Regions from separate parts of the Homo sapiens genome. Here all the other regions are linked to region 1. The links are chromatin loops, found by intact Hi-C in ENCODE. Cell type or tissue: endothelial cell of umbilical vein. All regions are shown on one strand. Region 1 overlaps LOC101926974 (a long non-coding RNA gene). Region 2 has its middle 100 kb from the start of EPAS1. Region 3 has its middle 72 kb from the start of EPAS1. Region 4 overlaps PRKCE (protein kinase C epsilon). Region 5 overlaps PRKCE (protein kinase C epsilon). Region 6 overlaps PRKCE (protein kinase C epsilon).

The links. A loop is a pair of places that touch in the nucleus more often than their neighbours do. Peaks named below come from ENCODE experiments on the same cell type or tissue, not always from the same donor. Only the 100,000 strongest peaks of a DNase experiment are listed, where the experiment ranks them.
Region 2: it touches region 1 in a loop (5-fold over the local background); 8 of 110 quality-filtered maps call a loop at or near these places.
Region 3: a loop joins it to region 1, with 3 times the contacts of the local background. A loop is called at or near these places in 3 of 110 quality-filtered maps.
Region 4: it touches region 1 in a loop (2.6-fold over the local background); 6 of 110 quality-filtered maps call a loop at or near these places.
Region 5: it touches region 1 in a loop (3-fold over the local background); 5 of 110 quality-filtered maps call a loop at or near these places.
Region 6: a loop joins it to region 1, with 7 times the contacts of the local background. A loop is called at or near these places in 7 of 110 quality-filtered maps.

What each region holds. Positions count from the first base shown.
Region 1 is chr2:46,273,897-46,278,896 of GRCh38, reverse strand. The region is part of intron 2 of LOC101926974 (a long non-coding RNA gene); the gene reads right to left. Among named protein-coding and RNA genes, the nearest start is that of EPAS1, 21 kb to the left of the region's middle. In endothelial cell of umbilical vein, no CTCF peak of the experiment used is centred here; DNase peaks (open chromatin) are centred at 1,256, 2,746 and 4,786; H3K27ac peaks cover 4,422 bases.
Region 2 is chr2:46,194,874-46,199,873 of GRCh38, reverse strand. No RefSeq gene overlaps it. Among named protein-coding and RNA genes, the nearest start is that of EPAS1, 100 kb to the left of the region's middle. In endothelial cell of umbilical vein, no CTCF peak of the experiment used is centred here; a DNase peak (open chromatin) is centred at 2,633; H3K27ac peaks cover 1,236 bases.
Region 3 is chr2:46,223,051-46,228,050 of GRCh38, reverse strand. No RefSeq gene overlaps it. Among named protein-coding and RNA genes, the nearest start is that of EPAS1, 72 kb to the left of the region's middle. In endothelial cell of umbilical vein, no CTCF peak of the experiment used is centred here; DNase peaks (open chromatin) are centred at 2,110 and 3,020; H3K27ac peaks cover 1,692 bases.
Region 4 is chr2:46,071,485-46,076,484 of GRCh38, reverse strand. All of the region lies in intron 10 of PRKCE (protein kinase C epsilon), which reads right to left. Among named protein-coding and RNA genes, the nearest start is that of EPAS1, 220 kb to the left of the region's middle. In endothelial cell of umbilical vein, no CTCF peak of the experiment used is centred here; DNase peaks (open chromatin) are centred at 24, 1,754 and 2,754; H3K4me3 peaks cover 1,179 bases; H3K27ac peaks cover 4,160 bases.
Region 5 is chr2:46,177,194-46,182,193 of GRCh38, reverse strand. All of the region lies in intron 14 of PRKCE (protein kinase C epsilon), which reads right to left. Among named protein-coding and RNA genes, the nearest start is that of EPAS1, 120 kb to the left of the region's middle. RefSeq lists an enhancer at 2,446-2,946. In endothelial cell of umbilical vein, no CTCF peak of the experiment used is centred here; a DNase peak (open chromatin) is centred at 2,803; H3K27ac peaks cover 1,378 bases.
Region 6 is chr2:46,095,106-46,100,105 of GRCh38, reverse strand. All of the region lies in intron 11 of PRKCE (protein kinase C epsilon), which reads right to left. Among named protein-coding and RNA genes, the nearest start is that of EPAS1, 200 kb to the left of the region's middle. In endothelial cell of umbilical vein, no CTCF peak of the experiment used is centred here; DNase peaks (open chromatin) are centred at 1,315 and 2,145; H3K27ac peaks cover 2,166 bases.

The DNA.
Region 1 (5,000 bases):
AGGAAGGTTCCTATGCCAAGCATTTTGCCTTCACTGGTAACTGGCATCCCACCACTAAAGCTGAATGTTCTTTCTAGATACCTTTCACAATGCAGATTCCCTTTGGAGGACAAATATATTAATATGTACGTATTGATATGTATATATTTATCAGCTCCCCTTCAGAAGGCAAGTATGTGAGAGCCCCTGCATAAGGGAACTGAACAGGGAACTACTGAGAATGGCCATACCTGCAGATGGGGGTCTGGAATCTTCCATTAGTAAACCCATATTGAGGCTCCTACCCTGTGCCAGGCACTACTATATCACAGAAGATGCAGACCAATATGAGGCAAGGTCTGGTCCTCAGGTTTCTTACTCTGTAAATGGAGAACTAAGACAGACTTGTGAAAAATAACAGCAAAAACATATGGTAGCATAGAACTGCAGGACTGAAGGGACCTTAAAAGTTTTCAAGATTGACCATCCAATTGGTTATCAAATAACTGTTGTAGAGGTATATGCACAAAGGACACAGAGCTCAGACATGGCTTGAGCCAGGACTGTCTGGGAGTGCAGAAGGATTGTTAGGGCTGGACTGCCACAGAGGATTGGGAAAGGCTTTCAGGACGGGTAAAGCACAGAGCTGGGACATTTGAGGGACAGTGTGTAGACTGTTGGAAGGAGGCTGGTGAAGGGGAGAAGTAGGGAAAAGTACACACAAGAGAGTTGGGGTCAGTTTGCAAAGGACTAAGAATGCCAGGTTTGAGTGTCCAGACTTTGTCCTTTGGACAATGAGAGGCATCTGCTGCACATTTCCAAACAAAGAGGTGACTTTGAAAAGAGGTATCTGAAGGTGATTCTAAACATTGGCAGGAGACAGTAGGAACTGGTAGGGACTGGAGACAAGGTGGTGAGTCAGAGACATTCATGCCATCCAGATGAGATGCCAGGGGCATGGATTAGGACTGTGGAGGTGGGAATGGGAAGAAAAGGACCAGTGGCGAAGGACTTTCAAGGAAAGACTGGGCAGGCCTTGGGGGCTGAGTGGTGGCCAATCCACCAGCCCAGCACACTCTTTGTGTACCTTGATCTCAGCAGCTGAGGCGCCACTGCCCCAGGAGTGCTCAGAGTCCCTGGGGGAGGGAGAGGAAGCACATTTCTGACCAGAGTTTCCAGGAGTTGTGCACCAGTACAGACTGGCACCCAGGGCAAGGGTGGGGTCAGGGAGAGGGGCGGCTCCTCCTATTCTCTTGGATAACAATGCCCCCGAGCCTGCCATTTTCTGTGGTTAAAAGGAGGGCCTTTCTCCCCGCCAGTCCCTCACCCACAGGAAATCCTTGTCCCGGGAGTTCACAGCTGTGAATACAGTCTGTTAAATAGCTCAAGACAGGCCAGGTGCTGCCTGGTGCAGGCCTCCGGGGCCCTCTCAGGGGCCCTGAGCAACCAAGCACTGCCCATTCAGTCACCTGGCATGTCTTTCTTGAGGACTTACTTTGCACGAGGCAGGTGCTGGATGCTGAGGACACAGAGGTGAGGGAGATAGAACCACTACATCCAGTGGGACCACAGACAAGTCAATGCATAGCTGCAATGTAGCCAGACACTTGCCGGTTGAGGTCTGTGCCAGGTGTCAAACAAGCAGAGGATGGGGCTGGAATGTTCAGAGGGAAATGAAAAAAGTCTTCACAGAGGGTGATGTTGAACAGAGTCTTAAAGGGAGAGTAAGGGCTTCTCGGGTAAATGCAGGTAGGAGCAAAGTACATTTATTACATTCCAGGAGATGCTCTGAGCCAAGGCCTAAATAAAGCATCATGGTGCACCTAGAGAACCAGAAGTCACGGGTCAAGCTTCAGGGGAGAAAGTAGAAACGGGTGGGAAATGGAACTGGAGTGATACACGAGGTCCAGATAATGAGGATACCTGTGGGTGTCCCAAGGTGTATAAATTTTATCCTGCAGATCATAGTAGCCATTGGAGCTCAGATGTGGCCACTCACTGTGGGCCCTGCCTTAGGGAAATTTTACATTTTTTCCTCTAGGGGAGCTTAGAGAGTCCAGATGAGGCTCAAGTGTCTGAGGGAGGAAACCATCTCTGCATAAATCACATTCTACCAGGCAGGCTCCCATATCAGGGTTTTTCATGCTCTGTTTCTTCTACCTAGAATGCTCTTCCCCCAGAGACCTAATTTGGCAACTCTCTCCCCACTCCCCCCTCTATTATTAATTTCCCCGACCCTGCTGTCCTCTTTCTTTTTTTCTTTCCATAGCACTTAACATCTACAGTAGAATATGCTCACTTCTTATGTCTATTACTCATTGTGTCTGCTGGAATGTGACTCCAGGGGAGCAAAGACCTTTATATATTTTGTTCCCCAGCTGTTTCCCCTACACCTACAACTGTGCCTGGCACAGGTAGAGGCTCAATGACTATCTGTGGAACAAATGAATGAAGGAAGAAACCGTCTTTGTAATTCCAGTGCCCAGCACAGAGCTGTAAGACGTATGCATGTGTGCAAGAAATGCTACCATCATTAGGGCACCAACAAATGAGTGCCCTCGGGCTTCCCTGCAAACCCCAAGGCCTAGTTGGGCCCCCCAGAGTGGCGCGGGTTCCCCTTACTCCCTGCCGCCCAGCGGGGCACTTGGCACGGCCTGGGGCGAACGTGCCACTCGGAGAATAAAGCGCTTCCTCCGCAGGGCGGCCCTGCCAGGCTGCCGGGGTCTTGCGTCCCGGAAACGCCTCCCCCCAGCCAGCCAGGGGAAGCCTGGGCGGAGCTTTCTAGGAAGCAGCCCTAGCCTGCCTGGCCTTCTCCCGCCTGGAGGAGAGAGAGCTTGAGGTCACAAGGCCCTACTGGCTGCTGGGCACGAGCCCAGGGAGCGGGTCACCTCATTGCTGAGTGACAGGTCTCTCCTGGACCCCAAAGTCCCTCTAAACAGGGCCCCAAGCACTGAAAATATCCCAGTGTCCCAGTACCTATTCATAATTTTATAATTACATTATATTTATTTATATAAAAAGAAAGAGACACAAACAGATATGTAAGAGTAGGATTGGGGCAAGAATACAAGGACACTTAGCTCTATCTGAAATGTTTATTTATTGCAAAATAAAGTGATTAGAAGCAAATGGGAGAAAGAAGGCTTGTTTTAGGTGGTGAAAATATGGATGCTGGTTATATTGTTCTTTTCACTTTTCTGTAACTTTAAAACACTTCAAGGAAAAATAAAGGAAACATAAGGAAGAACAACAAGATTCATATATTTTTTTCTGTGATGACTACTTGGAGCTTTGCTGAATTAATGAATACCCTGGATCCAGCCTTGGTGTTGCTGTATAACTAGTCAGTAGACCAAGGCACCATGGCAGTGTGGTGGGGCAGAGCTTTGCAGAATGAGGGGTCAGGGAGCATGGATGGGGTGGGAGTGGGGACAAAGGCACTTTATAAGTGTCTCTCAAGGCTTACCATGCAGAGAGCCACTTGCTCTTCCCACATAAAGGGTCTGCCTTTCTTCCTTGGCCTCCTGCATGTTTTATTTTTTGCCTCTGACCTAGACCTCAATTGTTGCCACATGAATTAGATGGTGGAGAAGTTGGATGAACAGAAAAGAAGAAAACTTGAGAGGTGGTCTCTGGCAGTAGTGGTTCAGCCAATGTCACCTCCTGGTAATTTGGGTCTCTACCTGTCACTACAATCTCCGAGTGCAGGACTTTTGAGAATGCTCATAGACTCATAAGATACAGTGAAGCCCAGCATACCTCTGCCCCCAGGCCATCGCTAAGTAGCACCTTCCAGATCCCAGGAAAACACATGAAGATTTGTCAGATTGCTGTTTATCCAGAATTCAATGAAAGTACAAACCATAGGAATTTTTGCCTGCTTTTGAGAGGAGACAAAGGAGCAAATTTTCTTTCTTTTTTATAATGTTCAGGGCATCTCATAAGGTTGGTGTAGACTCAGCCCCATCTCTTTAACCTCCATGAAATTAAGGACTCGTGGGTGGTATCCTAGCCAGTCCTGCTGCTGTAACAAAATACCCTAGACTCGGTGGTTTAAGTCAAAGACATTTATTTCTCACAGTTCTGGAGGCTGGGAAGCTCTGGTATCTCATCCTCTTTTTATAAGGGCACTAACCTCATCATGGACACTCCACCCACATGACCTCATCGAAACCTCATCACCTCCCAAAGGTCCTGCTCCTTAACACCATCACATTGAGGGTTACGGCTTCAACATATACATTTTGGGGGAATACAGTCCATAACAGGTGGGAATGTCTTGGAAACCAGCCCTCATGGGAGACATAAACACTCCCTCTATGCATCCTGGCTGATGCATATACAGTCTTTCTTTGAATGTCCCCAAGGCAGCCAGCTCCCTCCCTCCATGTATTGGACATGGTTCTGCTCCCTGGGAGAGACCAAATTTGTCTGGCCCTTCCTGTATTTGTAGACTGAGTCAACCTTTCTCTAGACTAAATGCACTAGCTCTTCCCATAAGCTTCCTACTCTTTTAGTGGACAGATCTGTGCAATGGGAATGATAGTTCCAAGAGTACTCTGAAATCCCAAGAGATCCTGAAATATGTCTGACACATCAGAGAAGGATTGGTTAGGTTTGCTTGACAGAACTGTTCTTTAAAGATTGGTAAATGATCAATCCACTAGCCATGGAAGTGACAGCTTGCGTTTAACCAAGTTGTAAAATCACCCAGTGCTAGTTACTTAGGGCTTCTTGACATGCACAGACGCTTGGCTGAGTCCTGGAAGCTGCAGTGTTGACTTAGCCACTGTCCTCAGCCCGGTGTAACTACACAGGGTCAAAATGAGTCAGCAGGCACCCCAGGCCCTCATCCATTTTCCACAGTCTCCTGAAGGAAATCTCTGGGCAGACGGGGAGGTATCAAGGAGCTACCAGGGAGCTAGGCTGAATTCTGGGTAAGGCAGGAACGTCCCCAAGGCAGGCAGCTCCCTCCCTCCATCTGGGTCATAGAGATGAGCCAGTTAAAGATACAGTGACCT
Region 2 (5,000 bases), 79 kb after region 1:
TCTGCCTCCCGGGTTCAAGCAATTCTCCTGCCTCAGCCTCCCTAGTAGCTGGGATTACAGGCACCCGCCGCCACACTGGCTAATTTTTGTATTTTTAGTAGACATGGGGGTTTCACCGTGTTGACCAGGCTGGTCTCGAACTCCTGGCCTCAGGTGATCCGCCTGCCTTGGTCTCCCAAAGTGCTGGGATTACAGGCGTGAGCCACCACAACTGGCCTCAGGACCACCTTATACTTTTAAAAATTATGAGGGCCCCGAAGAGCTTGTATTTATTGAGCTGTGTCTATCAACATAGCGGCATTGTTTTATATTTTTATAAATCTCTTTAATGTGCAGCTGAGTAGAAGGCAGCTGGATTCTTATATCTGCTTTTGCATTAAATACTTTAAGATATGCTTTGGTCAAAGCATATGACGAAAAGCCAGCATCACAGAGATATGCAGTTGGAAAAGCGAGGACCTCATGGATCCTGTGTTAGGCAGCCTCTAAGATGTCTCCCAGTGATCCTGCCCCCCAACATTCATATCCTTGTGTAAACCCCTCCCCTCCTATGTGGGCTGGACCTAGTGATTTGGTTCTAAGGAATACATATGGCAAAAGTGGTGAGATATCACTTTGACGATTACATTACAATAAGACTGGCTTTTTGGAACTGAAGGAGACCTCTGGCCCATATCCAGCGAGGAACTGAATCCTGCCAACAACCACGGCAATGCGTTTGGAAGGACATCTTCCCCTAGTAGATCCTTCAGATGAGACTGCAGCCTCAGCTGAACTCTTGAATGTAGCCTGTGAGGGACCTTGAGGCATCCGTTAAGCCTGCCCAGATTCCTGACTGCCTGTGAGATACTTGCAGATAAATATTCGTTGTTTTAAGCTGCTGTGCTTTTGAGTAATTTCTTCCACAGCATTGGACAACTAATATATTCATGAGAGGGTCTTAGGGATGCCCAGGAGTTCCCAGACCTCACTTTGAGAACTGCTACTCTAGAACTATCCCTCTTCAACTGCTCTTATGGATTTTATCAAGTCCGTATCTGCCTCTTCTTTCACTGTCCTGCTCTCAGCTGAGAGGAGGAAGAGGACTGGTATAGGGATGAGGCCCTGTGCAGGTGAGCACTAACAGGTGATAGGGTGCATTTCCAGTCCCAGGTCAGGACGGTGCCTGCACATCGCATTGCTGCTCCCTGAGAGTGGAATTTCAGGCAGTGTGCAGCTACTCGGGGACATGATGGCAGATCATGGGAGGTTCCAGGTAGAGTCTGTCCCCTCCTCAGCCAACCCACACCCTGCCCACCCCCATCCTGGTGCTGTCTGGGGAATTAAACTGCAACCCTACAACTCATGCACTGGGCCTTGGAGGGCCGTCACTGCAAATTATCCTATTGCTCCTGTCTTTGGGATGAGCAACATACATAGTCAGAATCTGACTTTGTCTTCCAGTTGAAGTCTTCTGTCTGAATTTGCAGATGTTCATGTTCACACAGGCCCATCTGTCCATCCTTCCAAATTCCTGAACTGCTGATGTCACACCTCTTTTTACAGATGGAAAAGCTGAGGCAGGAAGGAGAATCAATGGCATCCAGTCAGGGTTCCAGAGGCTGTGGCAGAACCAGGAAAACAACATTCAAATGGAGGAATTCCTTTAACCCCTATTAATTACTATGCAAAAGCAGAAGTTCCTGATCTCTTATATCTTCCTACTTCCAAGAGTAACATCAATCCTGACCATGATACCTCCATTCTAGATCACTCCTGGCTTTCCCCTACTGACATGGTGCCATGAGGATAGGGACATGGAGACCATCTAGGCCTGTCACCCCACTGTGGAAGAACAAATGGAGAGCCCAGCCCAGGAGATGATGTGACCAGCCCAAGGTCACGTAGCAAGACAGAGATAAGATCAGGTCTCAAACAAAACTTCTGCTCTCCTCCCCCATCCCCACTCACAACCAGCCTCAGATTAGAGCTTCATATGAGGGGCCTGCCACCCCCACCCGAGGCTGCAGGGGCTGCGTGGGTGGTGCTGGGCTCAGTAGCAGCTCAATCAATGATTGAGAATGAATGAGGAGGCTGACAAATTTTTAGGTTTGGTCTGTGGCCAGGGTTAGGTTCCTGTGATTAAAAGTTGGTTTCTGACAAGGTCAAGGTTAGAGGGTCGGCCTGTAGCTAGGATGGGGAAGTCAGTCATTGTTGAGGCTCAGCCTGTCTCTGATGGGGTTTAGAAGTCAATCTGGCTGGAGTAAGAGGCCAGCCTTAGGTTGGGGTGGTGTCAGTCCATGGCCACTGTTTGTTTCTTGCAATGCTAATCAACCTCTCTGGTGCGTCGCGCAGCATCCCTGACATCCCAAGCCTTCTTGCCTTAGTACAAAAGGTCCACTGTCCTGAGCAGAGGATGGAGGGGTCAGCTCCTTCTCCAGGGGTAGAGGGGGCTCAGGTGTGGCACCAAGGAACTGGCTCTCCGGGCTGGAGTTGTCATAGCCCTGGTTCTAGGGCTGTCCTCAGCAGCTGGCCTGGGAGACAGCCCTTGCATGAAGGGCACAGCCACTAAAAAGACTTCAGGCCCTTGGAGGCATTTCCTGTTTTCCAGTGAACTGAAAACTCAGCTTCCGGCTTAGAACAGTCCATAAGGATGGTTTCTTTTTTTGATGGTGGGCAGGGTGTCTTGGGGCAGAGGCTTTGTTGGACTTGAGGACAAGCTCTCAGGGCTCTGGTAGGAGGTGGCCCACAGAGACGAGTGGGAAAGGAGAGCAAGAACCCCTGGACACCTCAGCCTGTTTCCTGGCTGTGCCTTTGTGTTCACATCCAGAGCCCTTAGAGGGAGCAACACCAGCATAATCATACCTCAAACAATTGTGTGTATTTCACATGGAGGTGAAAGTTCTCTGGAGAGGAAAAGCAAAAAGTATGCAGGACCTATGTTGGCATGGTGACCAGAAGCATGTTGAAAGAGCCGGGTCTTTGGCGCCACCCAGACCCAGATTCAAATCACAGGCTTGACTGCTCATCTGTCCCTGAGGCTGGGTATGTTGCTTGGACAAATTCCTGGCCTCTCTGAACCTCAGAGCCTTCATTTCTAGAATGGGGTCCAAATAAGCCCCTCCCAGGCACCAGTGGAAGCCAGTCTCCTTCCTTCCAACTGAGTGCAGGGGGAGAAGGGTCCAGAGGCACATCTGTTCCCCAAACAAGGCAATCAGCTCCACTTCCGCCAAAGTGAAGGCCCTAGGCTGGTGCTGCTGCCCCTCCCCAAGCCCTTGCTCCTGCCTTCTCTACGACCCTACAGGCACATGCTGGTCCCCAGCCCCTCACTTGCCCAGCTCTGGCTCTCCTGTATTGCCTCTTTGGGTGGTGAGTGCAAAGAGGATCGGGAGAGGATGGAATTTCCTGATTGGCCCCACATGCCTTGACTTTGGTCCCCATTATCCCCACCATGCTAGACTCTGTCAGTTCCTCTGCCCCGGCCAGGGATCACCTAGGACCCCCAACCCCCAGCATCAACATAGAGTGCAGATTAATAGCCCCCTGCACAGGTGGGAGAGAGTGGGTAGAAAGTAAGGCCATTTACGAAGGTCATTAACACGGACCACAATTTTTAAGAAGGTGTTGGCCAGATGAGGCCCACAGCTCCCATCCCCATGGTGGGTCCAGGTGCGGAGGAGCTGGCCTAGACGGGAAGGCTGGAGGGGAGGGCGGGGAGGGCCCGCCAGCCCAGCCTTGCTCAGATTCCATCTGGCCCTTGGCCTGCTGTCTTTTGTGTCACCACCCTTGCCTCTGGGTGGACAGCGTCCATTAAGATGGGCCCTCACCTTTCCCTTTGGAGTGGTGCCTCTTTGGAGCAGCTGAATTGCTGGAGGCACCGAGTGACTTGACAACCGCCCAGAACAGAGGCCGCCTGAGGCCCGCTCTCATCTGAGCAGGGAACAGCTGGACACAGCTGAGCCTGCCTCGGACTCTGCCCTTGTAGACTTTCTCCTCCTACCTGAGTCTCTCCTTGTTCTCTCCTCCTCGCCTTCCTGCCTTTCTCAGGACAATAAAGTAGGAGTGAGGTAGATTTAGGAAATCCGGAAATAATGTGAAAATGTCTCTATGCATGCACACGTAAAGATCTGGGGTGAAGGCAGAGCCAGGCCTGCTGTCCCTGGGTGAATGTATTCCTGGGGGAAGTGCTCTCAGAAAACCATGCTCTGCTGGAGCCCTGGGAACTCAGAGCTGAGGGTGGCCGATAATTCTATGATCACAACATTGTTCTGCTCCAGGAAAAACCACCACCCAGATGGGATCAAATGCCAAAGAAGGGTCCTTGGGAGGGTCTATTTATTTGATTTGGTCCCAGCAGGAAGAGGAAGGCTGAGTGAATCTCAGCAGGCCGGTTCCCACCCCTCATCCTAACAGTCTTCTCTCTGGGATGCTTCTGGGAGCCCTGAATGACTGTACATTGGTTTATTCATTCATTCATTCTTTTAATTACATATAAATATAGTTCAGCCCTAGGGAAAATCACAACGACTTCATCCCACGTTGTGATCTCTTCGGCGTTTTCTTTCTTTTCTCCATAGCATATGCCACCTTCTCAGGACAGTCCTAGATCCAGGCAGGAGGGGCTCTGCCCAGGCCCTGCAATTTAGAGGGATCCCTTCCCTAGCTGCTCCCCCTTTCCAAGGGCCAAGGAGCCAGCAGCTGCAGCCAGCAGCCCTGCTGCTAGACTACCTCTGGGTACCTAGGATGTAGAATTCCCTGCCATGAGCAAACTCATGGTCCAGAGTTTGCTGTCAGAGTCTGCACAGACTTTGTCCTTGGGCCCATCCTCCCAGGGTGACCCAACCCCCAGCACGTGCACCCTTGGCCAAGGAGTGTGGATGGAATCTGGACATGATGACTGGGGTGTCCTACTGGTGTGAGACACAGCTTGGAGTGGGAAGAGAAGGAGCAGCCCACAAGCAGGGCCAGCTTTCCCCAGGCAGCCGTGTTCCTGGGAGCCAGGACTCCAAGGAGCCCTATTC
Region 3 (5,000 bases), 51 kb after region 1:
AGAGGATACTTCTAGCTATCAAAATAAAAGTTCTTTCATGTGCATGCTTTCACAGATTACAAATTTATATACCTGTTGCCTCATTTGCTTTTCACAGTAGTCCCACAGGGTAGATAGGAAAGGCGCTGTATCCCATACGACAGCTAAGAAGAACTAAGAGAGGCCGAAGGGTTTGCTCAAGGTCACCCACCTACTGAGTAGCCGAGCCAGGACTGGCACCCAGGTGTCTTGAATTCTAGTCCAAGACAAATCTGCTGAAGGCTTGCTGGGTCAGGAAAGTACAGGTCAGTGGGGAATATTATTTTCTAGGTTTTTTCTTTGAGCCAAAGAATTATATAACTTTTAAAGAAAGCTTGTTCTGAAAAAAAAGTCCAATAGGCAAAACATACAAAACATATGACAGCAGACTGTTACATTATTTTGTAAGTTCAAATTTATTACATTTAATCATGATTAAGTTGATCAATGAGAACAGCAAAACTGTTGTAAATCACACAGAAAAATGTAAAGTTCGATGTGCATGACCTCTGCAGCCAAGTGAGCTTTATTATCCAATGCATTTTTATTTGGAATCATAATCATTGTTTAGTTTTACAGCTTGCATTAGGAACAGTAGCTAAGAACTTTCTATTGACCATCCAGTAGGTGCCAGATCATTACAAATGACTTGTCTTCATTTGTCACACATGCAGACTCATAACTATAAATACTATTAACATTTTTTTTTCTGAATTAAGATATCTTGTCCCCTTTTCAACATGAGCACGTGCAGAACAGCCACTCTTAATGATGCACCTAGTAATCTGTGGGAAGAACGTATCATTTGTTTAGCAAGTTCTGTACTGAGAGACGTTTGTATTATTTTCCACTGAGTATCTTCAAACATACTGCATACTTCCATGAGTTTATCTGTAGTATAAAACCCCAGAAGAGGGGTTACTCAAAGAGCAGGTGAATTATACATTTTCATAGATATTCCAAATTAGCCTTCAGTGAAGTCTTTCCCAATTCACACTCTCATATACTGTGTATGAGGCTGCCATTCTGTCCTCACCATTACCAATGACGAGTACATTATTTTTTTATTTGATGCCAATATGTTACAAAATATCATATCACTTTAATTGGCATTTCTTTTATTATGAATGAGATGGAGTATTTTTTCATGTGACTACGGATGATTATATACCTATTTTCTGTGATGTCTATTTATATCCCTTGCGTATTTTTCTCTTTGAATATTAAGGGGGTTTCCACACCGACTACTCCTCCGGTTACCAATGGGTTCCACACTGACTACTCCTCTGGTTACCAATGATCTACATCTTGTCACCTTTAATGAACCATTCTCTGTTCTTATCTTCTTGATTATTCATCAGTGTTCAAAACAACTGACTACTCCCTGCTTTTCCGTTATTTTTCTCAAGTTTAATTGTTTTTGGTTTATTTTGATGAAAATTTATACAAACATAGTTGAAAGAATAGGCCAGTTTTATGAGGTTTATTAAGAAAATTAGCACAAATTTTGCCATACCCTTCATTAATTCCTGCTCCCCAGAGGCAACCAATTTCAGCAACTATAGTTGATTCATTTGGTATTTAATTCCACATCTCTAAATAACATGCTTATATTGCTATTTATTGATTTTTCAGTTCAAGATAGTACCTATTGATTTCCCACTATGGAAAATGAAGATTTAGCTGTCTTTTAATCCCTGGTCTGCACCACCACATACATGCATACTTTTCATTCCTCTGCCCTCTCAGTATAATTATATTATGATTTTTCACTAGATCAGTATTCTGTGTTCACATTTTTATGACTTTGTAAATGCCAGTTGCAGCAGAGATATATAGTAAACTTTGGTTGTGTTACCTTTCCTGCACAGTTTATTGTTTTGTCTGGAATTAATGCTTATTTTTCCATTGCCTTCCTTTTTGAAGAATTTATCACTAAGTTCACTATCTGAAGTAGTTCAACTTTAAACTCTTCCCCACTTGTGTAAATCTCTCAGTGTGTTTAAACACATTAGGTGTTCTATCAATTTAACCTTGAAACAATCTCCTGAATCTTCTGCCCTTTTAAAGTCCGTTCTGTTTGCCCTCTGCACTTGGCACATAGCTGTTGTCTTGGGAAATCCTTTCTTCATCATTCTGGGGATTTCCTTCTCCTCTTCCTTGTATTGAATCCCTTGTTTCCTGAATCCTCTGTTTTCCCAAGGTTTCTGAGAAAGGGTGTGTGGGAGATAATTTTTTTAACTTGCATATCTTAAAGTGTCTTTATTCTACACTAAAACTTAATTGATAGTTTGACTTGGGTATTAAATTATAGGTTTAAAGTAATTTTTCCCAGAATTTTAAATATATTGCTTTAGGATATGTCTTCATTTATTCTATTTGACATTATATATTATGTCTTACAATGTTGCCTTTGAGGAGTATGTAGCTATTTTTTTCTTTATTTCTTTTTAGACATGGGTTCTTTCTGTGTTGCCCAGGCTGGCCTCAAACTCTTAGCCTCAAGTGATCCTCTGCTTCAACCTCCCAAATAGTTGGGACTACATGGGCACACCACTGCATCCACTCCTATGAAGCCATTTTGATTCTAAACATTTGGTATGTGACATCCTTTTTTTCCTTCCTAGAATCTTGTGAAATTTTCTCTTGACTTTCAGTGTTCTGAAATTTCATGCTGTTGTTCGTTGGAGTAGAGTCTATTTTAATCCACCGCAGTAGAAACTTCATGCTCTTCTCATATAGGAAATTTTCTTCTATTATTTCTTTGATTATTTTTGCCCCTTTACAATGATCCTGGCCTCCTGCTATGCATGCTGTTGTGTACTCCCTTTCAACATTAAAAGGGAGGACCTGTGTGACCAGTAGGATATTGTGAAAGTGACAATGGATGACATCAATGGGTAGTCATAAAAGACCTTTCACCTTTTTTCTTGGTCTCTTGGATTACTCTCTCTGGGAAAAGCTAGCTGTCATGTCATGAAGATACTCAAGTGACCCTGTGGAGAGATTCACATAGTGAGAAATTGAGAAAGAACATAAACCTGCTAGTCACATGAGTGTGCTGCCTTGGAGCAAATTCTCCAGCTACAGCCAGTCTTAAGAAGACTGCAGCCCTGGCCAACATCCAGCTGAACCTCATGAGAAACCTTGAGGCAGACCATTCAGCTGAGTCACTCTTGAACTCGTGGCCACAGGAACTGAAAGAGATATAAATGTTTACAATTTTTTAAGCCACTAAGTTTTGAGGTAATTTGTCACCCCAAATAGATCATTAATATATACTCTTTTTCTGTAACCTCTAATTATTGGGTGTTAGATCTCCTGAACTAGATCTCTGATTTTCTAATTGTTTTACTCCTATTTATTATCTCAATGTCTCTTCATTCAATTTTTCTGGAGGTTTCCTCATCTTTATCTTTAAATCCTTCTATTTAAGATCATGATGAAGTAGTCAGCATCAGAATAACCTGCTTGCTACACACACACACACACACACACACACACACACACACACACAGAAAAAACACTAAAATATTAAGAAAAGGTAACAACCAATTTTTTTTTTTTTACTGAAAACATGCATGTCTTTAATTAAAGCAGAGGAATATCACTTTCTTCTGAAAAGCACTGTTCTTTTTTTTAAATTAGACTTTAAGTTCTAGGGTACATGTGCACAACGTGCAGGTTTGTTACATATGTATACATGTGCCATGTTGGTGTGCTGCACCCATTAACTCACCATTTACATTAGGTATATCTCCTATCCCTCCCCCCTCCCCCCACCCCACGACAGGCCCTGGTGTGAGATGTTCCCCATCCTGTGTCCAAGTGTTGTCATTGTTCAATTCCCACCTATGAGTGAGAACATGCGGTGTTTGGTTTTCTGTCCTTGCGATAGTTTGCTGAGAATGATGGTTTCCAGCTTCATCCATGTCCCTACAAAGGACATTAACTCATCCTTTTTTATGGCTGCATAGTATTCCATGGTGTATATGTGCCACATTTTCTTAATCCAGTCTATCACTGATGGACATTTGGGTTGGTTCCAAGTCTTTGCTATTGTGAATAGTGCCGCAATAAACGTGTGCATGTGTCTTTTTTTTTTATGTCTGTCACATCCAGTTTTATTCAACAAGCATTTACAAAACATCTTCAATGTATCAGGCACTACTAGATGCTAGGCATACATAGATGAACAAAACATATCTTGCCTTTAAAACCTCCTCTTGGAGCTCACAGTTTGGTAAGGGAGATAGACTAATTACAGTAGAACATGGAAGGGCAATAATACTATATTATCAGTGTTGTATAGGGTATAAGGTGGTTTCAAAGAGGAAGTGGTTAACTCAGTGAAGGTTTTGAGGAACAGTCAAGTTTTGTGGGTTTTTTTTTAATTAAACATTTTGTTTTAAGATAATTGTAGAATCACATGCATTGCAAGAAGTAATACAGAGAGATTCCATATACCGTTTGCATAGTTTCCCCAGTGGTAACATTTTACAAACATATAGTACAATATCACAACCAGAATATTGACATTCATACGGTCAAGATACAGAACACTTCCATCGCCACAACGATCCCTCCTGTTGCCTTTTTTGCACAGTATTCCCCCAACCCTATCCACACCTTCACTTTCTGCAGTTTAACTTATCCATGGTCAACCACAGTCTGAAAACTTTATGCATTTTGAGAGAGAAAGAGACCACAATTGCATAACTTTTATGGTCTTTATAGCAACGTGATTTATAATCCTTTGGGTATATACCCAGTAATGGGATGGCTGGGTCAAATGGTATTTTCTAGTTCTAGATCCTTGAGGAATCGCCACACTGTCTTCCACAAGGGTTGAACTAGTTTACAGTCCCTCCGACAGTGTAAAAGTGTTCCTATTTCTCCACATCCTCTCCAGCACCTGTTGTTTCCTGACTTTTTAATGATCGCCATTCTAACTGGTGTGAGATGGTATCTCATTGTGGTTT
Region 4 (5,000 bases), 200 kb after region 1:
TTCCTGCCTCTAATTAGAGTTGCTTATCCCAGGGAATGACCTCAAATTACCGCCACCCTGTCCCACTCACTTCCATCTGTGTGTGAAAGCCACGGGAAAGAAGAAAAGTTTTGGTCCAATAGATCAGAGAACACTTTCCTTTTCCAGGGGTCATCAACATCTTAGGAAAAAGAAGTTTTTATCACATGATATGACAGCACAAATGGAGCAGCCCCCAGCTAGGCTACATCTCGTTAATGCTGACCACCAGAGCGATCTCCTGCCACGAACAATAGCAGCATCTAAAGTTAAGCAGGAATGGTGTGTTGTTAGTTTCCTCTTTGAAAATGACAGAATCAGGAGGGTTTTAGAAGGGGAACCCAGCCAATAGAAAGCACAGTGGTACTGTTTTGCAGAGACTCTTTCTTTTCCTCCATTGCATGACCAGCATCAATGTCCAGGCTGAATCATCACTTTCCAGTATGCTGGCTTCCTCCTGGTTTCGCCCCACTGGTTGCTTTCTCTATCAATTGCCATTCGTGGGGCATGGCTTCTGGCTACTGTCCTCTGTCCCTGGCTGTTCACCTGGACTTCAGAAAAGCTGGACGGCTTCAGGAACCTTTGCTTCAGGCCTCTACCCAATGCTGTGTCCTGATCATCTTGCAGAAGTTTTACGCTCCAGTCTGCCCATTCTGGCCAAGAGGATGCCTTAGTCAAATCCCTTTTTGATTCTATCAATAATTTATCTATTTATTTAGAGACAGGGCCTCACTCTGTTGCCCAGGCTGGAGTGCAGTGGCTTGATTTTGGCTCACTGCAGCCTTGGCCTCCCAGGCTCAAGCAGTCCTCTCACCTCAGTCTCCTGAGTAGCTGGGACTACAGGTGGATGCGACCATGCCTGCCTAATTTTTCATATTTTTTTGTAGAGAGAGGGTTTTGTTATGTTGCCCAGGCCCAGGCTGGTCTCAAACTCCTAGACTCAAGCAATCTGCCCACCTTGGCCTCCCAAAATGCTGGGATTACAGGTGTGAGCCACCACATCCAGCCAAGAAATAACTTAAATAGAAATCAAACAACAGGTTGCTCACTGGCACCTGTTGCCACCAGTAGCCAGCTGTTTGCGGCCGAAGTTTAGGACCTATGAAATATTTCTTATAAGATTTTTGAGCGGGCCGGGCACGGTGGCTCACGCCTGTAATCCCAGCACTTTGGGAGGCCGAGGTGGGCGGATCACGAGGAGATTAAGACCATCCTGGCTAATACGGTGAAACCCTGTCTGTACTAAAAAATACAAAAAGTTAGCCGGGCGTGGTGGTGCGTGCCTACAGTCCCAGCTACTCGGGAGGCTCAGGCAGGAGAACGGCGTGAAACCAGGAGGCGGAGCTTGCAGTGAGCCGAGATCACGCCACTGCACTCCAGCCTGGGCGACAGGGCGAGACTCCGTCTCAAAACAAGAAAAAGAAAAAGATTTTTGAGCATAGAAATGAAAGTATTCTTGTTCTAATCCAATTTCCCCAACCCAGCCAAAGCCCACATAATGCCTTGCCCTCTACCAATGCTCTTCTTGTGAGCTCAGGCGATTCCCCACGATCTGGTGTAGGGACTGCATGAGACTCTGCCTGTTTCCCACATTTACACCTTCCTGTGTCCCAGGCAGGACATAGGTGGCTAACAGCTGGTGCTCAAAACACCCCTTGTAGATCCCCATCTGTCCAGGCTCAGTGCACGTGCAGCTCAGTAAAGAAGAACTCAAAGCGTCTCCCTGGTCTCCAACCACTGATGCTGGAGCTGGGCCTCACACAGAACCTACGCAGCCCTCGTGGCTGCCACTCTGATTCCAGAAACTCAAGAGTCACCTTATCAGTTCCTGTACCAACAGAAAAAGCAAAACCTACAGAGGTCATGCTGGAGTTCTGATTTCCAGGAGGCTCAAGTACTGAATACTGCAGTAAATAAAACCTGCAGTCCTGGGGTAGGTCAATCCTTGAACCATTTCATTGTGGCTCCTCCTGCTGCTATTGTTGTTGTTGCTGCTGTTTTTTCTATCCGTGTTTTTCTTTTTTTTTTTTTTTTTTTGGTTGTTGTTGTTTGTTTGTTTGTTTGCTTGCTTAATTCTACTTAGAAAGAAATCTCGCTGACTAACCAGGGGATTAGAACATGCCCACATCGATATTAAAATGACCAGCCGATTCAGGGAAAAACAATCAAGGCAACTTTTTTCAATCTCATGTATATAAAACCACCAACCTGTTTACTGACTCCTTCACTTTACAACCAGCTGTCAAGACACAATGATTCTTTTCTTACCCTTTTCTTTCCTAAGAATATGCAAAGTTCTTGTGACTGTTTTAAAGATAAGCAAATCAGGCCAGGAAGCTGACCCCCCAATAAACAGGCACATCAATATTTCCCTTCAATTGTGGGAAGGAACCATAACCTGCTTAGATGGAAATATTTAGGTTGCTCACACTACACAAAGAGAGGGAAAAAAAGCTGCCCCCTCTTACCTTTCCTGCTTGAGTATAGCAGCCAGGACTGATCCTACCTCTAAGAGATGACACGTGAGAGCATCTGTTCAGCTTGCAGACCTGATGATACGTGCATAGCGTGGTCTGTGCAGCAGTTACTCAGGTATCCAGTGAAACAGTATTTCTCCACTTGGAATACTGGAAGGACGGTGTCTCTCTTCCATCCCCAGATGTATTCATTTACCAGGACGTGACTCATGCCTGGTAAATTCAACCACACTGACATTTTCCCTTCCTGATCTGCCACGGAGATTTCTGTCTGCATCAGTTTGGGTCCCTGATTAGTCTCAGAACAGTCTTCAGTTGAAGCAGGACAGAGCCTGGAATGCAGGAAGCAACCGCTCCTGCTGCTCCTGTTGGGTTCTGCTGGTCAGACCACACGGTCAGTGTGGTGTCAGACACTGTGCACTACACTGAACGCTGACTGAGGGCAAACAGGAGGGCGAGGAGAAGCCAGGACCTCCGAGAAGCAGCTGAGGGAAGTGCAACAGCCAGCCCCAGTAAATCCAGTGTTAGAGGAGACTGGCAGTCTGAACTGAATGAATGGGCAAATAAGTATCAGACAAAGGACAAACTGAAGAGAAACTCTTAAAATATTTGAAGGATTTCCACATTGGAAGGAGATTTGGTCTGTGTCACTGCAAAGGGTCAAACTAAGCCCAGTGGGTAGAAGTTACAGCAAGGTTCCTTTGATTACACTAGAAGAAAAACCTCTAGTAACTCCAATCCTCTGTGCAACATCGGACCCGTGCTGCCTTGTTCTACAATGAGTTCCTTCCAACCTGGGGGATGCTGGCCTCGGCTGGATGTTCACTTTTGCAAGGCTGTGAACAGAAATACTCTTTGTTCACTGAGAGGCTGGACCAGATGAGCTGGTGGACGTTTAGAACCCCTTGGTAGCATTTTAAAGCATCCAGATTTCCAGGCCCCTCTATCAGAGCTTCTGATTCTGGGGTGGGCCCTGGGAATGTGCATTTATTTTTGAATTCCCCAGGTACTTCCTACTGATGAGTGGGGTTTGGGAACCAGCAGATTAGGCAGCTGCTGGGGTGCCTTCTAACATGAACATTTGGTGATTCTACTGCATTTTTCTCTGATAATTTCATGTGTTGGTAAATCTAACTAAAGAGTCATTTCTTGGACCAGTGGCTTTTAGTCTTCTATCCCAGCACACTGATGGACAAAGTGCACCCCCATCAAAACCATGGCTTCCTACAAGAGGTATCTCATGGAGTTCCCAGGGCCATGTCTCCTGTATCTGACCATGTCTCTACAATGCCTAACACCATACTGGGCTTATGTGAGCCACTCCAGGAATGCCTAGCATTTAAAGCATTTACTGTTTAGTTGATACTATGCTGTGTTGGGTTTTCATAACTGTAGGGTCATATGAAATCAAATTGAGGACCTGAAGGTCCCGACCGTGTTTAGATAGCTGTGGTTTCACTCCATAATTGCATTTCTTGTCCCACTTGGCTGACTTTTAGTCTTATAGACATGTTGTTGGATTCATATGCATGGCTGCCCAGAACCAAGTAAACCATTTCATGATGGCAAGAAAGCGTGGTTGACATCTCCACTCTGCTAAATCCCCTTTCATGTTCTGACTGCTTTAATAAAGCCGAAATTAAAATGTGCTAATCCGGGGGAAACTGGAAACTTGGAAATAATACACTAACGTAAACATACAACTCAATCCCATGGATTCTGAACACTTGATCACATTGTTTTAAATCTTAAGTGGCACAGCTGGTGGCTGAAGGCACGCTGAAGAGGATTTCCATACCACTTCACTAATACTTTCATTTGATGACAGATAAAGCGTGAAAGGGTTTTTTAAATTATTAAATTCTTTGATCTCCATATTTCCATTCAGATTTACTCTGAACACTGAGCAGTGTGGTGAGATAAACTTATAAATATTTGCTATAATAGCGCGGGGTCTTCTGTGAAGAATTGTTGAACCATTGTTGTGCTGTCGGAGGAAGGTGCTGAATTCCCGCGTGTGTTTAAAATACACGAGCGCAGACTCCAGTCTACACCCTGTAGTCCGCATTAAGCAGGCATAGGTAGCTGTAGGAGTGGAACAAAAGCAGCCTGTGTTTAATCTGTTCACAAATCTTTTGTTCCTAAATACTTGGAAAGGTGGTTAGACCAAGTAAGGGAGAGATTCAGGACTGGGTGGAAGCTTTGATTTAGACTGATGGCTGACAATGCAGATAGGAGGCTGGTCTCTCTAAACACATAAATTCGTTATCTAAACAGAGTGGGTAATGTCACAAATGCCTGGGAACCTAACTGAAACAGTTCATGATTTGACTGTAGTCAGTCCCTGTTTGGGCACTCCTTCCATGGACGTTTTTAAAGTTTCCTATAGCTTTCCTCATCCTTCATTCTCATTGGTGTGGTATAGGGGTCCAAACTTGGCCTTGGAATCCTGACTGCCTGGGTTAAAATCCTAGCTCAGCTGCGTGAACAAGCTGCATGAACTTG
Region 5 (5,000 bases), 97 kb after region 1:
AGGGAGGAGCGGGCTGGGTAGGCTGTGGCAACAATTAGGGAAGCCCTGGGTATCATCCCAGAAGGCAAGCCAGGAGCATCCACGCCGGGGGAGCTGGAGCCGAAGGGGATAATGGAGTAGTAGGGGTGGCAGTAAGGAGAAAAAGAGAGTCAAGGAATAGGGCAAGAAGAATATTCCATTTGTAACGTCACTAAGGACGAGCCTTGCCCAGGTATGTGGTAGACCGGTATAATCCAGGCAGAGGGCTGGCTGTACAAGGCGTGTAGGCAGGAGATGCCTTCACCATCTCTCCTAACTTGGCACTCACCACACTGAGGAGGCTCCCTCTTTTCAACTAATGTATGATATAGTGACCGGGATTCTCCAGGTTTCAGAATCATCCCCAGCTCCCTCCCAGATGGCTGCTAATGAGGGGAACCTGTGTATGAAGAACTTCAGAAAATCTGTAAGCCCTCTGGCACTGGCTCTCCCCATTTACCTGATTGTGTTTCACCTGTTGGTCATTAGTGTCTGTTAATCATGGAAGCTGGTTTCATTTCTTGAGGTCAACTGAGCATAGTGGTAAAGCTAGATCCTACAGGATGTCTGAATTTCACGACTTGCTGTTGTGAATCAGGGAACCAGGCTCAGTCAATACTGCTAGTGGTGTCATTCCAGAGGACCTTAGCTCCATGGTGGGCTATCTTGGAGAGCCATTTAGCTCAGCTCTGAGATTCTTGAGGTTCCAGAATCATCTGTGGCATTTGAGAGAGTATGCCATTCTTCATGATCGTTACAGACTTGGCTCACCCATCTCCTTATACAACTTGGCCCCTACCCTACTTTACTTGGAGACATTTCAGGTGCATGTGAGTTACCCATTTCTAATTCAAATAACCATCCCCACTATGTGCAATCTCTAACTGTTAACAGTAGAGGCTTGGGAGTTTTCCAAAGCAAACATCTCTGGGAAAACCCATCCCCTATTAATGGTATGTAGGCAGCACAGCATCGTCAAATTTGCAAAGAACTGCAGATTATATTCTTTACTCGCTGATTTTATTCTTTGAAAAGCTGCTACCTCCCGCACAGAGCAGGCACTGGACTCGACTTAAAGATTCTGAGGGGCAGGCTCTCAGAGACACTTGTTTATCCTGATCCTCAGTCATCCCTGCCTCCCCTAATGCCTAAATGTCAGGCTCCTGGCCCCCACTGCAGAGCCTGAGAGATGACAGTGGGACACAGGGAACAACATTCTAACTCGCCAGTCCCTTCCTAATCCGTGAAGCCTTTTCTACAACCTTTGGCCCACACTTAGGGAAGGCTGAATAGAGTAGGAGGAAGATCACCGGCTGAGCTCATTCTGGTGCCATCCTTTCCTGGTTATTGACGCTGTGAAGTTAACCTCTTTAAGCCGTGGTCTTTCCATCTGTCACACGGGGGTGGTAACAGGCACACTATAGGTTTCCTTGAGGACTGAGTGAGATGTGATATTAGGTTCCTTCTGCAGAACCTGGCATACAGAGTGCACTCAATAAATGATAGCTCCCATCATGCCTTCAAATCTTAGCATTCGTGTGCCATGGGCATGCATCATGCACAGCTTGGTTGTTTCCCAACACAGTGCATGGTATCTGCCCATCAGTGAGTTTCCTGAAGTTAGGGGCTGAGTCTTACCTTTCTTTCTGTGCCTCCAAATCCTGAACTAGGACTGAGCCTGGGCCTGCCTGAACATCCTAGTGCTTCCTCCAGCAATTGAGATGCTTCATTGCACATCACGGCTTTTGGGGTAAAGTCCTGAGTTCTTTCGCTCACCTGCTTCTGAGGCCCTTCAGGAGCTTGTCCTTGCCTCATCCCCCAGGTTCATCTCCCTGGCACTGCCCAACCATGGGGCTTCCTCCTGCTTTCTCTTGCCTCCAGCCTTGCATAGCTAGCCCTCTACCTGGAATGCCCTCCCCTATCCCTGCCTTCTGCCCCACATCCATGCAATTTCCCCACCTCCATGTACATGCCCTTTCTTCAGGAACCCTCCTCATCCCTCCAGGGCTGCTTGAGCAAAGCTTCTTGTGGGTGCCCTCACCATCTCTCCTAACTTAGTACTCACCACACTGAGGAGGCCTCTTCTTTTCAACTAATCTATGAGCTCCTTGCAGGCAGAGACTGGGTTGAACTCACCATTCTATCCCCAGCCTAGCACAATGCCTGGCACATACTGCATACTCCATAGATATCTGCTAGAAAAAATTAATAAATGCACCTCTCTTGCTGCTACTTTATCTAGAGCCAGTAACGTGATCTGGGTTCAGGGTCAGGGGCTGCTGTGCTGTCAGGGGGTGTTTTGATTTTGGGAAGTGGAGGCAGGGAGTTGGGGGGGATGGCTGTAGTCTGATTCATGAAGGGCCTAGAGCCAGGCATCCCAGACCATCACTAGGCCCATGGGGTCTGCAAAACAGGTAGGCTTAGGCCCAATTAATGAAATTTCTTCTCCCAGGACTTGGGGCACTAGAGTTTTCTAATTGCTGACACAAGATAGAAACAAACAGGTTCGACCAGGGTTTGGGAAAATTCCATCAAGACAGATATGTTTAGGGACTTTGTGGGTATGTCTGACCCCTGTGGCTGATGTTAGAGGAAAACAACATTCCGATTCCCTCTGGCATCATTTCAGAAATAAGGTCTTAGATTTGAGAAATCTGGGACTGACTCTGGGGGAAGGGCACATTTTTGGTGTCTGTAGTCAGGAAGGGAGGAAATAAGAGTTTCAGGTCAGTCCAGATCCCTCTCAGAGACTGGGCCTGCCTCAGAGCTCAGGCAGCTCTGAGGCCTAGAGACTCAGCGGCTGTGGTGGTGTTGGGAGCCCAGGGCAGAGGTAGGCAGGCAGCGTCAATGCTTACTTCCTGTCTGGCCAGCACAATCTCTCACAGCCCTCACTGTGCTGACGTCATAAACTTGAGCTTTCGGAGGAGCCAGCAGTGTCTGCTTCTGTCTTCATCTGATTCCCAGGAGATCAACAGATGACTTTGTTTTAAAGCACTGAGAAAACTCCCTGATCTTACAGGCTGGGGCATAGGGCTAGCTTTCATGTGGCTGCCTTATTGGTCCCTGCCTTCCCCCTTAACTCTGCTTGGCGTGACAGCAACAGCACAAGTAGCATAGTGACCCCAACCCAGAGGTCCTCTGCCTCATGGGGTGTGACCTGAACTGAGACATGCTGTCTCTACGTGGTCTCCTAAATGCCAGCATCCTTCTAGGTCCCACGTGAGGCTCCTTCTTATGACTTCCGTAACTCCAGTCTCCTTCCACCCTGCCCTCCTCCCGGCTCCTATGGCACTGTCTGGATCATGCATTTAGCCCCTTCTGCTATTTCATGTGTATTATATTCCCCATCATACCCCTCAAGGTACCTACTGCAAGGCAGGGCACACAGCAGATACTTAACGTTCATTGGCCGGAAATAATTTTAGTCACTATAACAGCCAAATCCCAAGTCCGTCCTAGCTTTGAAATGTCCATATTCTTGTCTATGCTCCACTTTTCTCTTTTAAATATTCTAAAAGAAAAAGAATTTAAACAATTAGAACACTTCCTCACCATTAACTAGATCCTCATATAGATACATATATTCTTCATAGCCATACATTCGAATTAAAAGAATATATGTGTATATGTTTACACACACATACTGATGTGTGAAGTTAAATGAAATAAGGAAGGTATCACTGCATAGTGCCCTGCCTGGCAAAAATGAGAATCTAACTCTCAAGTTAAAAATTTCTCTAAACATAATCATCTGTCATCCCTTCTTCCTCTTTATAATTTTGTTAGCCAAGAAATGTTCATACTTTTGGATTTTCTTTACAGTAAACAGGTCAAAATGTATAGAGGGGTCATCTGGCACTGGACTGCCCATGGAACTTTCTACTGGGAGTCCATGGCAGTGCTCTATTTTTTTTTGAGACAGAGTTTCGCTCTTGTTGCCCAGGCTGGAGTGCAATAGCACAATCTTGGCTCACTGCAACCTCCGCCTCCCGGGTTCAAGCAATTCTTCTGCCTCAGCCTCCTGAGTAGCTGGGATTACAGGCATGTGCCACCACGCCTGGCTAGCTTTTGTATTTTTAGTAGAGATGGGGTATCTCCCTGTTGGTCAGGCTGGTCTCGAACTCCTGACCTCTGGTGACCCACCTGCCTCAGCCTCCCAAAGTGCTGGGATCACAGGTGTGAGCCACCATGCCCAGCCATTTTTTTTTAAATCCATATCCTTGGTAGTGGCCAGAAGTGACTGCTCAGTTCCTGCCTCTGCGGTCTGAACAGTGCCAAGTGCAGTGGTGTTACTTTCTACTTGGCGTGAACCCTTAAATTACATTAACATTGTCTAAGATAGTATCAATGTTTTATAATTTCTTAAGTAGCTATGAGAAAACATTGACACTATCTTAGTTGTATCAATCCAATTTTACCATGTTATGAGTTGAATTGTGTCTCCCCAAAAAGATATGTGAAGTTTTAACCCCCAGTACCACAGGATGTGGTCTTATTTGGAAATAAGTTCTTTGCAGACGTAATCAAACGAAGATGAGGTCATTAGAGTGGGCCCTGATCCAATATGACTGGTGTCCTTATAAGAGGGGAAATTGGACACAGAGACAGACATGCACAGAGGGAAGAGACACAGGGACATATGTGTGAAGACTGAAGCTGTGTGGCACGAGCCAGTGAAAGTCTGTGGCTACCAGAGCTGAAAGAGGCAAGGAAAGATTCCTCTGTAGGTTTCAGAGGGAGCAAGACCCTGCCAACACCTTGATTTCAGACTTCTAGCCTCAAACCATGAGATCATAAATTTCTGTTGTTAGATAAGCCACCCAGGTTTTGGTACTTTGTTATGGTAGCCCTGGGCAACTAATACAAACTCCAATCTTATTTTTCTGAAATTGATTTAAAAAAATTTTTTTAAGTATATAAAGTAGAGAGATGAAATCTCGCTGTGTTGTCCTGGCTGGTCTTGAATTCCTGGGCTCAAGTGA
Region 6 (5,000 bases), 180 kb after region 1:
ACCAAACAATCTTAGGATCACAGAGCTAGATCATCCAGTCTGGCCACCATATTTTGTAGGTAGGAAAACTGAGACCCAGCAAGGAGAAGTCATTTGCCCAAGGACACCCAACTAAGACTGAGCTTTATTAGAGTTCTAGTCCCTAATTCCTAACTCTGTATTCTTTCCACTGCAGCAACTCACCAACCAGACCTTGTGAAGACTAAAAAGACAGGTGAAATAGGGCCATGCACACAGAAAGGAGCCCAGGGGAAGAGCGGTCCAGTGAGAAGTCCATTAGAAAATATATCCTGCAGCCAAATATGCTTAGAAAATCCCCTCACCTCCCTGGAGTTTTCTCGATAAATGTAAATAGGTTAGTCAAGAAATCATGGGCCACTGGGTATAACTATACATTTATCATAACCTATGGAAACTCTGTAGGGTCAGTCAACCAAGAAATAGTTGCAATGCAGTATAAGAAGTGCTAGAATATAAGGTAGCAGATGCAATGTTAACAGGGGGAAGAAATAACTAACTTCGCTGGAAGAAATAACTAACAGCCAGGAAAAATGATCTGAAGCTGAATCTCAAAGGATGAAAAGTTAGCGTAAAAAAAAAAAAAATACCATACCTTATTCCAGGAAAAGGTATGGTATTCCTAAGCAAAGGTACAGGGTGGTGGAAACATGTTGTATTGTGACTATTGATGCTTAAGATCTTGGTAATAAATGCACATTGTGTATGGGTGTGTCAAAGGCCTGTCAATGAGCACCTCTGTTAGGCTCAAGTAGTGACTCAAAGAGGAGTTTGGCTGGAGAAGCTGTTGAGGAGATAGAAAGGGGTCATCTTGTGGGGTAGAAAGAGATCAGTATATAAACCCCAGAGAGGAAGCTTAGGGGCAGGGTCAGCTTATGGGTGGCTTTGAGTAAGTGGCAGAAGAGTGGGGATGTCTTGGGATAATGGAGTCATGGCAGGCTTCTGAGCAAGAAAGCAACCCAGCTCCTTGCTTACCAGAATGAATTGGCCAAGAATGTTGGAAGAAGAGACCCAGAAGCAAGGAGAGAGAAGGTGGCAACAATTAGCAGTATGAATCCTTAGCTTGCTGCTGCATGACCAGAGGGAAGCAAAGCCAATTAAGTGTAGTCTCCACTACCTCAGCTCACTATGGTACCCCCTACCACTCTCCTCCTCACCCCACCTCCAGCCTGAGTCATCTTGAAACAAACATGGCCAACTGGGAGGGACCACAGAGACCAACTTCAAACATTCACACAGGACTCTGCTTACCACGGCAAAGCTGCCACTTGTTTGCTGAAACAATTCTCATTTTTAGTAGCTCAATCTAATGATTCAATAGCCAAAGGCATTGAAGAAACAAAAATCATATGACTAAGCCTTGGAGCATTCAGTACTGGCTGTTGAATATATTGCAGCAATAATTGTTCCAAGGCATCTACTTTCTATAGAACACAGCATAGTCATAAAATAAAATATATTGATGTCAAATTCCCCTATATAGGACAGGTCCCAACACCTCAAATTAGCCCTTGTTTGGAGGCCTCTAACTAGACAAAGTGTTTTCATCAGTTTACTAACTAGCAGGATACATTCATCCCCATTTTTGAGATGGACAAAGTGAATCTTATGAACTGTGCACTCAGCCACTTGCAAAATAACAATGATAATAATAACATTAATTAATGTTTAGTGAGCAATTACTCTGTACTAGAACCAGTTGTTACTGCTTTACTTGTACTAACTCTCATTTGATTCTCACAATATTTCTGTGTGGGTTGGGGGGGGAGTAATAACCCCATTTAACAGATGAAGGAACTGAGGTTTAGGGAAGTTAAGTTCTTTGCCCAACATCACAGATCTAATGAGCGCAGAGGCAGGGTTAGAGACCAGGGGTTCCAGAGTTGTGCCCTTAACCACTATAATGGGTTCTCAGTTCTATATGAGCTACCATGAAAGACACAAAAATAAGAGATGACGGGGTCCCTCATAATTTTTGCTCTGAACACACATTACTAGCTGAAACACTCAAATTTAATCAGGAATTTCCCTTTGGTTCCAAACTTCCTGTTTGCTCTAAACCTCTGATGTCAAAGGCAGTCAGAATTCTACTTCTAAGCTGGTCAGCAATAACGCGGCTTCCTCCAAGGAATGTAAACTTGGCTTTCATCCCAGCCAGCTCAGGCTCTCCTCTCTCCTCCTCCCTTCCCCTTTGTTAGGTCACAATGCTTTCACCCCCCAACTGTCATTGGCAGGTAACACTGCATGGAATCAGTTTGGGATAAAGATAGTCTCAGCCTCAAGTAGATTTGGACCCATATAAAAGTGATGACTCCTGAAAAACTCATGCTGGTATTTGGCATTCCTTTAGTAGGGGACAAGCTCTTCATCTATATGACATGGGAGAGGGACAGAATGACTTTTATAACTAAAGTGCACATTTCCAAAGGCAGCTTCTTTGCTGAAGCAGGTCACATAGGGACCAGGGCTTGGGCCGGGTTCTCATGAAGGTGGCTGGGTGCAAAGGGAGCCCAACAGGGAAGTCAAGACACCAAAGTCAGACTTCACAGCTTTTTTTTTTTTTTTTTTGAGACGGAGTCTCGCTCTGTCTCCCAGGCTGGAATGCAGTGGTGTGATCTCGGCTCACTGCAAGCTCCGCCTCCCAGGTTCACGCCATTCTCCTGCCTCAGCCTCCCGAGTAGCTGGGACTACAGACGCCCGCCACCACGCCCGGCTAATTTTTTTTGTATATTTAGTAGAGACGGGGTTTCCCCGCGTTAGCCAGGATGGTCTCGATCTCCTGACCTTGTGATCCACCCACCTCGGCCTCCCAAAGTGTTGGGATTACCAGTGTGAGCCACTGCACCCTGCCGACTTTGCAGCTTTATAATGCAAGCAGATCTGTCAGCCCTTCCAGCCCATTGGTTACCGTCATGCACGTTTATCAGTGTCAATATATCCTGTCCCTGGGTCCCAAAGTGACCACAAGAATAAAATATCACCTGGTTGTGAGATCTGGGCCCTTAGCCTGTAAAAGAGACACAGACTCACATATCCACCAACCTGCTCCTCCCAGACTGCAGTGTTACTGCACTGCCACCATCGTGGGGGTACCTGTAACTCCTCAGGCACTGGCCGAGCCCCTAAACAACCCCAGAGACATTTTTATGCCCAGTAGCTTATTTAACTATTACAATTTATGCCAAGTCCGCAGGCCTTGCCCTCTTATTTTAATATACATTAGTGGAGCCATTTTACAGATGAGGAAACTGTGGCTCAGAGAGATGAGGTCATTTGCCCAGCATTACACAGTTAGTAAGTGGCAATACTAGGACTTGAACTGAGGTTCTCAGTATTAGTTTGCTAGAACTGCCATAACAAAAAACTACAGATTGAGCGACTTAACAGGAATTTATTTTCTTGCAGTTGTGAAGGCTAGAAGTGTAAGACCAAGGTGCTGGCAGGGTTGGTTTCTTTTGAGTCTCTCTCCTTGGCTTGCAGAAGGCTGTATTCTCCCAGTTTCTTCACAAGGTCTTCCCTTGTGCTTGTCTGTGTCCTAACCTCCTCTTCTTATAAGGACATCAGTCATATTGGATTAGGTCACCCAATGACCTCATTTTGCTTTCATTACCTCTTTAAAGGCCCTATCTCCAAATGCCATCACATTCTGTGGTACTGGGGATTGGAGCTTCAACATAAGAATCTGGGGGTTGGGGGCATGATTCAGTCCATTCACTTTCTGACTCCAGAACTGTGTTCTCCGTTTAGCCAACCAATAATAATGGAGCTTACTAGGTGTCAAAGATTGCACTCAGCACTTCTGCAAATGTTTTCTCATGTAATTTTCAAAGCAGTCCAGAGAGGTTTGCATTATAATTCCCATGGAACACTGAGAAAACTGCATTTCAAACAGTTTAATTATTCTACCCAGGAAAACACAACAAAGATGAGGCAGACCCAGGATTCAGCCTCATTCTTCTGACCTCAAACTCTGTGCTGTCTCCAACATACAATGTTGCTTCCCATGTAAAACTGTGACTGGCAACAGAGAGGACAGGGTGACCTGACACAGTGCCAGTGATGGTGGTAGGATGTGGCAACATCTCCTTTTTGGAAAGGTTGTAAATCCAGTGGACAGTAAGAGCTTCTACTGTATAAGGTTGGTGTGATGACTCAATAAGTAACATGTGCAAAGTGTTTAGAATAGTGTCTGGCTACACAAAGGCTAAATAAGTGTTTTGCTATTATTGTTGTTGCTGCTGTTATTACGATTCTTGTTCATTTCTGGATAAAGACTGTAGATATTGAATATTCACCACTATTTTACTTTCCTTCTCAAAATTACACACAAAGATGGAGAGAGTAAGAAAAGAATGCAACACAATGTTGGAATCTTGAAAGTAAACGGATGAGTGGTAACTGAATTAGTAGATCCAAGAAAACTGAATCCTGAACCAGCAATGGGGAAGGTCAAGAGCAATGAAATTTTTGCTGCAGAATTTCCATCTTCCTATCCCCAAAGCTCAGGAAATATGCAGTAACAGTTACTCTGGAGATGAGGGTGATGTGGAGCGAGAGAAAAGAGAGATTTGGTTGAAAACTAGTTATAAATCCAGATTCTCTTTTCTTCTTGGCACGGCCCCTTCCCTGTCCCTAGAGGTTTATTCTCTGGAGAAGTGAAACAGGATCTCTAGACTAAGCATGGAGTGGGGGTAGATGGGCATGAGGGTATAGTACTGAACACAGGAGAATTAAATAAACATGTGTATTCTGGAAGCCGGGTCCTCTAATCTGGCTTCACTTGGTTCCTGCGATGCTGGCCACCAGGCCGTCTCCCTTTAGGCAGGACTCTGGGAGTAATCGAAGCACTCCAAGAGGAAAGGCCTAGAAATAGTGATAGTCTGAGGTTCCCCAACTAAGTGGGCCACCCAGATTAGTCTACAGTGAACCCCAAGTTGACTAGTCCAATATCTGAATGATAGTTCCAGAAAGAGAAAACAGAA